Linked DNA regions of Homo sapiens: region 1 is linked to region 2. Evidence: chromatin contacts called from ENCODE Hi-C or POLR2A ChIA-PET data. All regions are on one chromosome and are shown on one strand. The core of a region is the stretch at or near the end of the contact, and the rest is flanking DNA. Distances in the headings are between cores, read along the strand shown.

Region 1 (6,855 bases), core at 2,350-4,849, 140 kb after region 2:
GTGGATAAACTTTTTGATGTGCTGCTGGAATCAGTTTGCCTGTATTTTGTTGAGGATTTTTGCACTGATGTTCATCAAAGATATTGGCCTGAAATTTCTCTTTTTTGTTGTATCTCTGCCAGGTTTTGATATCAGGATGATGCTGGCCTCATACAATGAGTTAGGAGGAGTCCCTCCTTTTCGATCTTTTTGAATATTAAATTGTTTCAGTAGGAGTGGTATTAGCTGTTCTTTGTACCTCTGGTAGAACTCACCTGTGAATCTGTCTGGTCCTGGGCTTTTTTTTTTTGTTGGTGTTGGGGTGATCAGACCCAACACCAGGTCATGGGGGTGACAAAGTCCAGCAGAGTCAAAGGATTGAGAAAAAGACAGTTTGAGGGAGAAAGGTGGAACCAGGAGGCCATTGTTAGTGTATGGAGGCTGTGAAGGCTCTGAGCTCTGGGAGCCCATGCTATTTATTGGTAATCCAACAGAGAAACAGGTGGTGAGAATGTGGAGGTCAGAAGAGCAGGTGCATGATCTACAGCTGTGATGGTTTGGCATTTATAAGGAACATGTTCTGCTACTTGAGATAATGAAGATACAATCGAACTAGGAGCCTAGGAGGGCTAGAAGCAAGGAGCCAGCAAGTCTAGACACATTCCAGAGGACATTGTGGCAGACATGCGAGCCCTGCCTCAGCTTTCTTCCCAACACTCAGCTTTTTCCCAACAGTTGGTAGGCTATTTATTACTGCTTCAATTTCCAAACTCATTATTGTCTATTCAGGGATTCAGTTTCTTCCTGGTTCAGTGTTGGGAGGGTGTATGTGTCCAGGAATTTATCCTTTTCTTCTAGATTTTTCTAGTTTATGTACATAGTGGTGTTTGTAGTATTCTCTGATAGTTGTTTGTATTTCTGTGGGGTCAGTGGTGATATCACCCTTATCACTTCTGATTGTGTTTATTTGAATCTTTTCTCTTTTATTCTTTATTAGTCTAGCTAGCAGTCTATCTATTTTATTAATTTTTTTCAAAAAACCAGCTCCTGGATTCATTGATTCTTTGAAGGGTTTTTCATGTCTCTGTCTTCTTCAGTTCTACTCTGATTTTGGTTATTTTTTGTCTCCTGCTAACTTTGGGTTGGTTTGCTCTTTTTTCTCTAGTTTGTTTAGTTGTGATGTTAGGTTGTTAACTTGAGATCTTTTTAGCTTTTTGATGTGGACATTTAGTGCTATAAATTTCCCTCTTAACAGTGCTTTAGCTGCATTCTGGAGATTCTGGACATTGTAGTTTTGTTCTCATTGGTTTCAAAGAACTTCTTGATTTCTGCCTTAATTTCATTATTTAACCAAAAGTCATTCGGGAGCAGATTGTTCATTTTCCATGTAGTTATATGGTTTTGAGTGAATTTCTTAATCTTGTGTTCTAATTTGATTACACCTTGGTCTGAGAGACTCTTTGGTATGTTTTCAGTTCTTTTGCATTTGCCAAGGAGTGTTTTACTTCCAATTATGTGATCAATTTTAGAGTAAGTGCTGTGGCGATGAGAAGAATGTATATTCTGTTGTTTTGGAGTGGAGAGTTCTGTATATAGCTATCAGGCCCACTTGATCCAGAGCTGAGTTGAGGTCTTGAATGTCTTTGATAATTTTCTGTCTCAATGATCTGCCTAATATTGTCAGTGGGGTGATAAAGTCTCCCACCATTATTGTGTGTGAGTCTAAGTCTCTTTGAAGGTCTCTAAGTACTTTCTTTTTCTGGGTGCTCCTGTATTGGGTGTATATATACTTAGGTTAGTTAGCTCTTCTTGTTGAAATGAACCCTTTACTGTTATGTAGTGGCCTTCTTTATCTTTTTTGATTTTTGTTGATTTAAAGTCTGTTTTGTTATAAACTAGGATTGCACCTGTTTTTTTCTGTTTTCCATTTGCTTGGTAAATTTTCCTCTATCCCTTTATTTTGAGCCTATGTGTGTCTTTGCACGTGAGATGCGTCTCTTGAAGATAGCATACTAATGGGTCTTGGCTCTTTATCTAGCTTGTTATTCTGTATCTTTTTTTGGGAGGCATTTAGCACATTTTCATTTAAGATTAGCATTTTTATGTGTGGATTTGATCCTGTCATCATGATGCTGGCTGGTTATTTTGCAGGTTTATGTGGATACTTCATTGTATCATTGGTATGTCAGTGTGTTTTTGTAGTGGTAATGGTTTTTCCTTTCTATATTTAGTGCTTCCTTCAGGAGCTCTTGTAAGGCAGGTCTGGTAGTGATGAATTTCCTCAGCATTTGTTTGTCTGAAAAGGATCTTATTTCTCCTTTGCTTATGAAACTTAGTTTGCATATGAAATTCTGGGTTGGAAATTCTTTTCTTTAGGAATATTGAATACTGGCCCCCAATCTTTTCTGGCTTGTAGGGTTTCCACTCAGAGGCCCAATGCTTGTCCGATGGCCTTCCCTTTGTAGGTGACCTGGTCTTTCTTTCTGGCTGTCCTTAACATTTTTTTCTTTTTTCTTTTTTTTTTCAGATGGAGTTTCACTGTGTCACCCAGGCTGGAGTGCAGTGGCACGATCTCAGCTCAATGCAACCTCTGTCTCCTGGGTTCAAGCAAATCTCCTGCCTCAGCCTCTTGAGTAGCCTGAGTAGCTGGGACTAAAGGTATGTGCCACCACACCTGGCTAATTTTTGTATTTTTAGTAGAGACAGGGTTTCACCACGTTGGCCAGGCTGGTCTTGAACTCCTGACCTCAAGTAATCCACCCACCTTGGCCTCCCAAAGTGCTGGGATTACAGGCATGAGCCACTGTGCCCAGCCAACATTTTTTCTTTCATTTTGACTTTGGAGAATCTGCTGATACATATCTTAGGGATGATTTTCTTGAATAGTTATCTTACTGGGGTTCTCTTGTTCCTGAATTTGAATGTTGGCCTATCTTGCTAGGTTGGGGTCATTCTCCTGGATGATATCCTGAAGTATGTTTTCCAACTTGGTTCTATTCTTCCTGTCTCTTTCAGGTACCCCAATCAGTTGTAGGTTTGGTCCTTTTACATAAACCCATATTTCTCAGAGGTTTTATTCATTCATTTTCATTCTTTTTTCTCTATTCCTGTCTACCTGTCCTATTTCAGAGAGATAGTCTGCAAGCTCTGGGATTCTTTGCTCTGCTTGGTCTATTCTGCTATTAATACTTGGGATTACATTGCGAGTACTTGTAGTATGTTTTTCAGCTCTGTGAGGTCGGTTATGGTCCTTTCTATACTGGCTGTTTTGGCTGTCAGCTCCTGCATTGTTTTATCATGATTCTTAGCTTCTTTGCCTTTGGTTAGGACATACACCTTTAGCTCAGCAAAATTGGCTTTTGTCCACATTCTGAAGCTTACTTCTGTCATCTTGGGCTCAGCCTAGTTCTGAGCCCTTGCTGGAGAGGTGTTGTGATCATTTGGAGGAAAAGGGGCTCTCTGGGTTTTTGAATTTTCAAGATTTTTGCGTTGATTCTTTCTCATTTTTGTGGGCTTATCTATCTTCGATCTTTGAGGTTGCTGACCTTTGGATGGCGCTTTCATGGATTGTTTTGTTTTTTCATCTTTTTCTTTTAGCAGTCTGTTTACTCTTCCTTACAGATGCTGCAGTTAGCTGGGGGTCCACTCTACACCCTGGTTGCCTCAGTTTTTCCTGTACTTGGAGGTATCAGCAGTGAATGCTATGAAACAGCAAAGATGGCAGCCTGCCCCTTCCCCTGGAAGCTCCATCCCAGGGCGGTACTGTCCTGTTGCCAGCATGAGCACACAGTATGTAGGGGGTGGCTGGAGACCCCAGTTGGGACATCTCACCTAGTCAGGAGGAACGGGATCAGGGATCCACTTAAAGAAGCAGTTGGGCTGTTTTTGATAGAGCAGTTGTGCTGTGTTGGGGATCCCATCAGCCCCTTGTTGGTTTGGGCTCTCCGAGGCCCACAGGCTGAACTGGCTGAGGTGCCCAACAGCCAAGTTGGTGGCCCGCCTTCCCCTCTGGGCACTCTGTCCCAGGGAAAAATTAGAAGTCTGTTGGCCACAGAACATGGGCGGGGGTGGCTGGATACCCCAGCTGGCATGATCTACCCGTCAAGGAAAAGTGGATCAGGGTCCCACTTAAAGAAGCCATCTGGCCATGCCTCAATAGAACAGCCTTGTTGTGCTGGGAAACTGCTTCTGCCCTTGTTGGCTTGGACTCTCTAAAGCCCACTGGTTGGAATGGCTGAGTCATTCAAACAGCCAGCTTGGTGGCCCTCCTTTCCTCCCCTCCTCCCCTCCCCTCCTCCTTCCCTCCTCGCCTCCCCTCGGGCATGCTATTCCAGAAAGAGATCAGGATCCGTTTGTGGAATACAGGCAGAGATGGCTGGAGGCCCCGGTTGGGAGGTCCCTCCCAGTGAAGAGGAATGGATTGGGGCCCCACTTAAAGAAGCAACCTGGCCACGTTCAGGCAATGCCGCTGTAGTGTTCTGGGAAGACCCTTCCTTGTTTGAACCATATGGATTCTCCGAAGCCCATAGACTGAAATGGCTGAGTCAACCAAACAGTAGAGATGGCAGCCCACCCCTCCCACTGGGGACTCTGTCCCATCACAGGTAGGCTATATTCCAAGCCAGTAGGTCTTATTTTGTGAGGTGTTGTGGAAGTGGGACCCACAGATTGATGCTGCTTGGCTCCCTGGATTCAGCCCCCTTCCTAGGGGTATGTACAGACCTCCCACCTTGCCTGAGTTACAGACACCTCTGTTGGGGATCCTGGGGCCGGAATATGTAAAGTTCCTGGATCTCTATGCATGCCTGAGCAGCTGCTCTGCTGAGACTCAACACACCTCTGTGTGTGGGACCCAAGACCCTGGTGATGTGGGTGCACAAGGTGGTGTGGGTGCACTGATCTCCTGATCTGTGGGTTGCAAAGATCCGTGGGAGAAGCGTGGTTTCCTGGGGTTGCACACTCACTCACTGCTTCCCTTGGCTGGGGGTGGGAGTTCTCTTGGCTTCATGTTGCTCCCAGGTGGGCTATTGCCCCACCTTGCTTTTCTCTCTTCTCCATGGGTCGAGTTGTTTCTGTGATCAGTCCCAGTGTGAGTGCCTGGATATTTCAGTTGAAGGTGCTATATTCACTTGCTCCTTTCTTCCTCTCCCTGAGTGCCACAGACAGCTGCTGCTTCTAATTGGCCAACTTGGCCCCCCTCCCCTGGGTTCTTAATAACGTAATTAAACCACAACCCATCCTAAAACTTATCCTACTTCTAGATTTCTGTTGAGTTCAGAAATACCCTCATTTTTAAAGATAATTGGAGTCAGGGTTTCTGTTACTTGCTGTCAAAAGCATTCTTAATTAGACTTGCTAATATTTGACTTTGGATTTTAAGAATAACCCAATATGTATTTTATTTTTACTATTGTTTAGTATTTAGTATACTTTAGTATCAGAATTAAATTTGTCAGTGAAGTGTATTGGGAAGTTTTTCATAGTTTGTACTGGCCGAATGTTTAAATAATCCAGGAATTATCTGTTCTTTATGATGTATTAGAACTTACTGATAAAACAAACTGGAACTGGTGCTTTTTTTGAAGTTAGAGCTTTTGCTGCATTTTCAAGTTTTTCTTTGATTATTGGGATAATTTCCTCTCTTCATGAGCTAATATTAGTAATCTGCATTTTGCTAAAAATTTGTCTATTTCATGTAGATTTTCTAATTTACTGGTGGGTATTTGGAATTTTAGAATTTTAAAAATCTCTTAATGCTGAATTATTTTTCTTTCCTTGTTGTAGATATTTGCATTTTCTTTCTCTTTTTTTCTTGTTCACACTTATTAATGGTTTGTATGTTGTATTCTAAAAACAAAAACAAAATAAAACAATTGCTTTATTTACCAGGTCTATGCAATTTTGTTTTGCCATGCTTTCTAGTTCATTAATTTTGAATTTTATTTTTATTAGTTTCTCCTATTCTCTGTTGGCTTATTTTTTTTTTTTTAATTTTTTTAAACTTTCTTGAACTGGGTGCTTAGATCATTTACTTTCAATCTTCCGTATATATTAAGAAGATCACTGAAAGCTCTGAATTTTCCTTTGAGTTAAGACTTTGGTTGTATCCCATAAGCTTTGAAATGGAGTGTTGTTTCATTGGTAATTTCAAACAGTCTGTGTTCTAGTACTGATTTCCACTTTAATCCAAGAGTTGTTTAGAAAACTGTTTTATAATGTCCATGTAATTAGATTGAGTTTGCTGTCTTTTTCATACTGATTTCTTGTTTGATTACCATGTGATCTGTACCTTTAGATATTTGAGATTTTATTTGTGACTTAGTCCTTGATAAATGTTTATTACTGCTTCATGGCTGTTTAAAAAGAGTGAGTTCTTTCTGTATAAAGGATACAACAAATATTATCTATGTACATGCCTTTCTCTACTTGTTTGTTGATCTATGTATGATGTCCATCACCCCTTATCTGCTTAAGCTCTAAAGGTCTTTTCTCTTTTCCCTACTCTTTCTCTTTCTACATCATCAATTCCTGATTCTCTACTAGATCATTATATTAGCATACAAACATGCTCTAGTACAACTCTCTCCAGTATAAATATGATGTGAGCCACATATGTAATTTAAGATTTTATGGTAGCCATATTAAAAAAGTAAAAAGAAAAAAAAGTAAATTTAATTGTCATATATTTCATTTAACCCAATGTATGTGAAATATTATTTCACCCTATAATTGATGTAAAAATTATTGATGAGATATTGTATATATTTTCTCATACTGAGTCTTCGAAATGTGGTGTGTAATTTATACTTATAGCATATCTAAATTTATGCTAGCCACATTTCTTTTATATATACATATTTTTTATTATTATACTTT
Region 2 (7,634 bases), core at 2,835-5,334:
TTTACAATTTTAGTCCATTTTGAGAGTTATAGTATCTCTTGTTACATATTGTTACATTGAATTATAGATCTATTCATAGGCAACTTTAAATGCCCGTAGGCTTTGAGTTTGAGCTGTTACATAGGTAGCTGCATGGCTTTTTCTGAACATCCACAAAGTAATTACTATTCAAAGTGCATACTAATAAATCAATGAAGCCTCCACATTATTTGGGAAGTAGTCAATCAAAGGCTAAATTCAATGTTATGATAACTTTTAGGCAGTAGTTCTTTAGACTTCTGTATTTAATTGAACAGAAAAAATGTAAAAAAAGGGGAGGAGATTGATAGGACATCATTAATAAAACAACTACTATCTACTATCACTATCATTTAACAAAAGACATTTTAACACCAGAAAAGGGAAGAGATCTCAGTGTAGGGCTCTACCCTTTAAGTTAAATAAATTAAGTTTTATTATAGACCTTTATGTTGTATTTATTTTTCTTATTTTGTCATATATGATGGAACTTTTGTCATGAATCAGAACTGGCCTGTGGTCCAGCCTTTGAGAACTACTGCTCTGGACTAAGTAGATTGCTATTTAGATTAACATGATGCCCCCAGATTGTAAAGGACTGACACTTGCCCCCATGTTCAATCTAATATGTGGTAGATTGTATTTTCCAGGATGGCCACATCTCCCTTCCCACATGCTCTTCTTACAATATGGTCATGACATTCCTCACGTAGAGAGATGTGTCTCTGTTCTTTCCTCTTGAATCTGGGCAGGCTCGTCACTACAGTGGAAGTGATTCCATGTGATTTCTGAGGCTAGATCATAAAAGGTGATGAGGCCTCTGCCTAACTAGGGGAAATGCTTTCTCTTGAGATGCTCACTCTTGACCAGCCTATAGAGAGATCCACAGGGAGGAACTGAGGCCCCAGCCCACAGCCTTGGTTGAGCTCCAGCCTGCAGTCATCCCCAACTTGCCAGCCATATGAGTGGGCCATCTTAGAAGCAGATCCTCCAGTCAAGCCAGCCCAGCTGATGCTGTGTGGAGTGGAGACAAGCCTTCTGTGCTGAGCCATGCAAAAAATTGCAGATTTGTGAACGAAATAAATGATTGTTATTGTTTTAAGCTACTCAGTTATGTATTTGTTACTTAACAATATATAATTCACAAATTGTATAACTTGGAAGTGAGAAATTGACATAACAAAACCTAAAATACATGGCATTGTCTTTGGGACTAGATGGTAGAGGACAGAAAGGCCTGGAGGAGGGTGTGGGTGAAAGCTACAGGCTTTCAAGTACAATATTAGCAGAAGCGCTAGGGCCTTCTAGGAGGCTATTGGTGAGTTTATAGTAAAGAGAGGAAGATGTTATTGGAAGCTGGAGAAACCCTTGTTAGGAGTTGGTGGGTAAGTTTGGCCACATTTTGTCTAAGGAATGAATTCGATGACCCTGCTAAGGATATTTCCAGACTGAGTATGGCTTCTACTAAATGAGAGGAGAGAGAGAAACTGAGAAGGAGCATTTCAGCTTTCAAATAAATTTTAGGATTTAGAAGATATGAAAAGAGCCAGTGCTCACTGGCTTTGAAAATAAAATTGCTTTTCAATCCTATCCTTTCTAGATGGCAAAAAGTTCTCCACCTAAGGAATGGTTTCTGGGAAAAAGATAAAATCCATGGTGGAATTATAAAGTCATTTGTTAAGAATTCAGAAATATCTAAGGTGGTGCCTCATAGAACCTTTCAGACTTTAGGTGGGCTTTCTCCATGCAGCTGGGAAGGTGGCCTCCAGCTGCTCTGAGGGGTCTTCATCACAACTAAACCTAAGTGGAGAGAGAACAGCTGTCTCCCAATAATGGAATATACCAACCTAGGGAGCCATCTAATTGGTGTTGTCTGAGTCCATGCCCACTCCTGAACCAATTATAATGTTAGGAGGATGGGAAACTGACTAACCCCCCTGTGTTTTGTGTCTATCTCAATTAAATAGTATTGTCTCTTTTCAGAAGATGGAGTTGGGAGAAAACACTGGGCAGCCTCTCAGCGCTCAACTCCCCAAACTGACCAGAATCTCCTTCAGCTGGATTTATAAAAAATGGTGAAATATAACTTTATTATTGCTTTTTTTTAAAAAAAAAGCTCCATGGGAAAGGATAAAAAATTTGATCACCTCTATATTTTAGTTATTGCTTTCTTTAGCTTTCAGAACTATGTGTAAGCTAACTGACTTTATGGATTTTCTCCAACTTTTCCTGAAGTATGAGGATTTTTCTAAAGGCCATGGGGAATCTGAACTTCGAAACTTAAATTCAACCTACAGGAGTCTTAGCTGCAGGGCTTAGGTGAACCGAGTGAGCCTGAGGGGACAGCAGTAGGATGGGAACTAGGCAGAACCTGGAAGGGCATTACTCAAACTGAGTAGTGCTGAGATCAGTTTGACTAAGGAGAGAGTCAAACTTAATTTTGAGAGGAATCAAGGTGACAGCCAGTATAGATAAGGTGAAGATCCGAACGGGAGGGTAGTGAACTTGGTAATGAGGTGAGTTAAGTAAAGGCAGAAGAGGGAAGAGTAAGGAATGGGTCTCTTAGGAGAGGGCCTGTGAATAAGCCAATTACTTTTTAACATAGTCCTTGGCATTATAGTAGGGATGAGCTCAGTGGCTTAAAAGAACCACATCAGTTTGTACAAAAAAGGAAGTCATAAAGAATATTTTAGGAGCTAGTATGTGGGCACCAATGTTGCTTGTCACAGTCATAGAGCTGTTGATTAGAATTGTGTTTAGTCTGAAGTAGGAATTGAGACTCACTTGCCAGAGGTTTCTTGATACATAGTGAAGGTGTAATCTTACTGCTGTGATGTTCTCCTTGGTGCCCTCAAGAAGATGATGTGCAGCAACCTTGGTGAATGTGGTATAGGAATGAGAGAGTAGAATTTGTCACAAAACAACTCTTCCTTGAAAGTAACCCACCAATTGATGATTATTGTTCATTTGTTTAATATTTATACTGTATTTGTTTTTAGTAATTATATTTGAGGCAAGAAGTATATAAGTTAGGCATCATGGAATTTGGGATGCATTTGTCCTCCCATGAAGAATGGGTAACATTGTTTCTTCAAATTGAGGACTGGAAACCAATGATGGATAGGAGTTAGGAAAATGGGAGTGAGAAACATTGAAAAGGAAGGAGAGGTAGAAAAATAAAATGAAACAGTATGACTGAAAAAGAATTAGAGAGGAGACAAGACTGTGTTGAAGAGGGTTAGGGCTGAGCCAGATGGTGTTGGCATAAGAAATATAGAGTATATATCAAAAATATAGAAGGAGATTCTGTCTACATTAATATCTTTGACTATTTCAGCTATTATGTTGTTTTGGGACAATCAAAGATGGGAGAGACCGAACAGAGTGAGTTCAGGAAAGGTCTTTATTAAAAGGTGATCACCTGGCTCAGTAGGACTAGCGTCCAGGAAAGTCTGAGCCCTGGACAAAGAAAGCAGCCACCTTTTAAGCAGTCAGTGGCCAGGAGCTACGTGATGCAGGAAGCGTACTTACAAGAGCGAGAACAAAGGCAGTTGATCAGTCTTTTACATTTATCTATGCTACGTGTTCCACATCCCTGGGAAACCATGTTTCTGTATTAACCTTGTAACTTTGCAGCTGCGCTAGGGAGGTGAAACAGGAACTCCCTGAGCCTCAAGGAATGTGAAACTAGCAAGTACAGATAAGGCTTGCTGAGCACAGAAGGAAAAACACGCTGTTAGTATTCTTCTCTAACTTAGACTACAGGGGAGCTACACTACACTTAGCTTTTGAAGGGAAAAGTAAAAATTTTTGGTTGTCTTTGATTATACTTGTAAAATTCATGAATTCATTCTACAATGTCAGCAAAAAAAAAAAAAATCAGTTAAAACAGTTGTGGGTACTTACGTAACTTGAGTGTTAAAAAATGAAAGCTTCCCAAGAACTAGATCACTTGGCTTCTTCTGGATTGGGGGTGGGGATAATGTAGGCAGCCAATCAGAACGAAAGCAGGCTGGCAAGAAACCAATGAGAAGTAGGCATGGAAATGGATTTTGGTGTGATATCAGTTGGTAGTACTGTCCCTGGCAAACAGACGCATAACTGTGCATTGTTCTTTGGGATTTTGAGAGCCTTCATCTCAATTTCAACTTTAAAGCAGCTTAATCTTTAAGGAACATATCTCTGATCTGGGTAATTTGTAGAACTTAATTTGAGGGTCATTACATGTGAGGATAGCAGGAGTTGAAGATGCCAAGGACCTGAAGGGCTACTGGAGGGACAGGTGAAGTGATTTGAAGATGTAGCATTTTGAATCTCTTTCTGGCCCATCCTCTGCTTCACACCAGAATCATTGTGACCTGTAGACCTGCAAAACAAAGGACCAAAGGTAAGCCTTAAATATTATTGGAGATACTTGAGGAACCTCTAGGATTTTTAGATTAAGGCTAGCTGCAAGGAAAAATAAAACAGAACAAATCTTTCTCAGGACCACTGCATAGATTTGCACAGGTTACATCCTACACAGAGCACCAGCTGAGGTGAGATACTGGGGCTGAAATCCAGCCTGGTAGTCACATGCCAAGCCATGTGCCTTGTTGACAGGCTTCATTGCTCTGAGGAAGGGGGCCTTTTTCTAATTCACTCAAAGGCATCATATGATCAAACCTTGGTCTTTTCCTTTATTTTCAGGTTATTCACCCTTATCCTCACCCCCAACCTTAACTGGTGTGACTCAACTTTGACTTTGTTTCCCATTTGCCATCTTTTATTGGAAGGGTGCTGAGAGAAGAAAAAGATATATTAGGGCTGGAGTGGTAAAATGGAATTCCAGAATGATTTATACCAACAGAGAAGGGGGAGCATAACATTTATCCATGCTCCTTCCCCCTCAAATAGTTCAGCCCATCAAATATTTTTGGACAGCCTATCTCGTGCCACATGCTATGTGCACAGCCTTAAGGAAAGTTCGGGCCCTGGCCTTTGAGAAACTCACTGTCCAATGGGGAAAGCAAGCACATTACTATATCATTACAATGGTAAGTGCACCTATCAATGCACCCCCTCTCCCATATACATGTAACAGTACAGGGAGTAAACACTAACACTGCTGTTAGTGTTCCTATAAAATGTTCTTGGAGCAAGGGGTAGGACAAGAGGTATTAATGTGTGCCCTGTGACAAGAAGAGACATGTTCAGATCTGAGTGTGGCACAATCTTAGGTAGAAATGGTATGGATGAATTGGATCTTGGTAGGTCTCATGTTCTTTTTGCATGCTATACAGGTTAGCATGCAGAAGTGAAAGTGTCAATAATAACCAAACCACTCCATCAAGTTAGGTCTGGGGAAAAGCAGCAGCAAAAATGAGTTCTTACTTCTGGGCACAAAATGAAAGTAACAGACCTGATTTACTCTGCGGGCAGCCAGCTGACTACCTTGTTGAAGAGAAACATTTCACAACGCTTGTATGCTTCATTGTTGTTTTGGGAGGTAGGTGGTTGTTTTTGAAACTCATCTTTCCTCTGCCCTGTGAACCTTTTGTCAATGCAGAAAGCCATCACAACTACATAACATCAAAAGAAGGGGCCCATTGAAACGATAAGACATGAGTGAATACTGTCAATCTCGCTTCATTTAATTATAAGTAGTGTCTATTCTATATTCCTGTATTCAGTGACATTTGCTGAGCATGGTAGTGTGGTAGACATGTAAGAAGAATAACTTAACTTCAAGAAGCCCTCTCATGGGAGAGATTGGCAAACACATAATTACTATGCAGTGTGTTAAGTATAACTATAAAGTTGTCGTCAAGATTCTCTGCTCACAAGGAGGAGGAAGAGCTGTACACTGCCTGCCTGGCCAGACCTAACCTGACCAAAATATCTGAGATGAGGGGAGGACAATGCGAGCAAACACACAAATAGAGCCCAGGCATACAATTCATGATTTACATAATTGATGTCATTCATTTTGTCCATTTTATTATGGCTTTTGGTGTAATCTCTCTTCAGGGAAGATAAATAACCCACCCCAACCCCAAGAAGGAAATTAGGAAAGGCTTCACAAATAAGGACCTCTTAAACAATGATTAAGAATTCAACAGGTATAGAGAATGATATTCATGCAGATCAAGTAACATATTCAACACACAGATGCTTTAGTCCACAATTCAACACTAGGGATTAGGAAAAAGGAAAAATAGCTGCTTTAAAATCCTTTCTGGAACTAGGAATACTATACAGAAGCAAATATGTATAAACTCCTTCAATTTTACCCATTGTATCAAAGAGTGAAATTGCTTTCTTTGGGAATCTTTAATATACTCACTAATGACCTTGGTCACTTTTGATATCACAAGTTGCTGATGACCATGGACTAGCTCTATATCCTTTATAGAGACAAACGCTCCAGTAGTAAAGAGCATTGCAGAAAGAGTGTAAAAAACATATCTTTATCTGGTCTTACCTGTAAGAAGTACAGATGCTCCTTGACTATCAGGTTGTGTCCTAATAAACCCATCATAAATTTAAAATATTGTAAGTTGAAATGCATTTAATACAACTAACCTACTGAACATCATAACTGAGCCTAGCCTACCTTAAAAGCTTTCATAACACATTTGCCTACAGTCAGGGAAAATCATCTAACACAAAGTCTATTTTATAATAAAGTGTTGACTATCTCATGTAATTTTGTAAATATTGTACTAAACGTGAAAAACAGAATAGTTGTACGAGTACTCAAAGTACAGTTTCTACCAAATGTGTATCACTTTTGCACCATCCCAAAGTTAAGCCACATCATTAAATATTAATTGAATACAGAAGGTCTTGACTTACTTTGGGATGGTGCAAAAGTGATACACATTTGGTAGAAACTGTACTTCGAGTACTCATGCAACTATTCTGTTTTTCACATTTAGGGCTTTTGAAGATGTGTTTAAAGAATTGTGAAGTCATTGTTTTGACGATTCTTTCTCTATCAGGATTCGTGATAGGACACATGGCCTACAATTCTGTTGAGGTACTGTATGTACAATAAATTAGAGAATAAAGGAAAAAATGCCAAAAATAAAGTCCACTCCCATCTCATCCCTGAATGCATGGAATGTTTTTTCTTATGGGAACAGCTACTCAAAAAATTTTATCTGGTATTAAAAAATTTGGAAAATAACCACACAGTAAAGGACACATCAATTAGGGAAACTTCAAAAAAGCAGTAATAAGAGGAAAATGTGGCCAGGTGCGGTGGCTGACGGTTGTTATCCCAGCACTTTGCGAGGCTGAGGTGGGTGGATCACTTGAGGCCAGGAGTTTGAGACCAGCCTGGCCAACATGGCAAAATCCCATCTCTACTAAAAATACAAAAATTAGCTAGGAGGGGTGGCCCATGCCTGTAATCCTAGTGACTTAGGAGGCTGAGGCATGAGAATCTCTTGAACGGAGGAGATGGAGGTTGCAGTGAGCCGACATCACACCGCCACACTCCAGCCTGGGCATCAGAGCAAGACTGTCAAAAAAAAAAGAAGGAAAGAAAGCAAGGAAAGACCATCCTGGCTAACACGGTGAAACTCTTTCTCTACTAAAAAATACAAAAAATTAGCCAGGTGTTGTGGCGG

What was found. Hi-C counts contacts between places; a loop is a spot of excess contacts on that map. ChIA-PET counts read pairs that join two places held with the same protein, here RNA polymerase II (POLR2A).
Region 1: a loop to region 2 is called in a map of A673, with 2.1 times the contacts of the local background. The contact joins the promoter of PRDX6-AS1 here to the promoter of SLC9C2 in region 2. A Hi-C loop is called at or near these places in 1 of 168 maps with a recorded cell type or tissue (A673). POLR2A ChIA-PET finds 5 or more read pairs at or near these places in 1 of 52 experiments (naive thymus-derived CD4-positive, alpha-beta T cell).

The regions. Positions count from the first base shown.
Region 1 is chr1:173,458,106-173,464,960 of GRCh38, reverse strand. PRDX6-AS1 (PRDX6 antisense RNA 1) reads left to right here and starts at 3,599. Exons shown (of 2, transcript NR_125960.1): 1 at 3,599-4,583. LOC100506023 (a long non-coding RNA gene) reads left to right here. Exons shown (of 3, transcript NR_037845.1): 2 at 2,507-2,637. RefSeq lists an enhancer at 4,370-4,869.
Region 2 is chr1:173,599,522-173,607,155 of GRCh38, reverse strand. SLC9C2 (solute carrier family 9 member C2 (putative)) reads left to right here and starts at 4,084. Exons shown (of 28, transcript NM_178527.4): 1 at 4,084-4,405; 2 at 5,301-5,506; 3 at 6,939-7,039. The coding sequence starts at 5,380.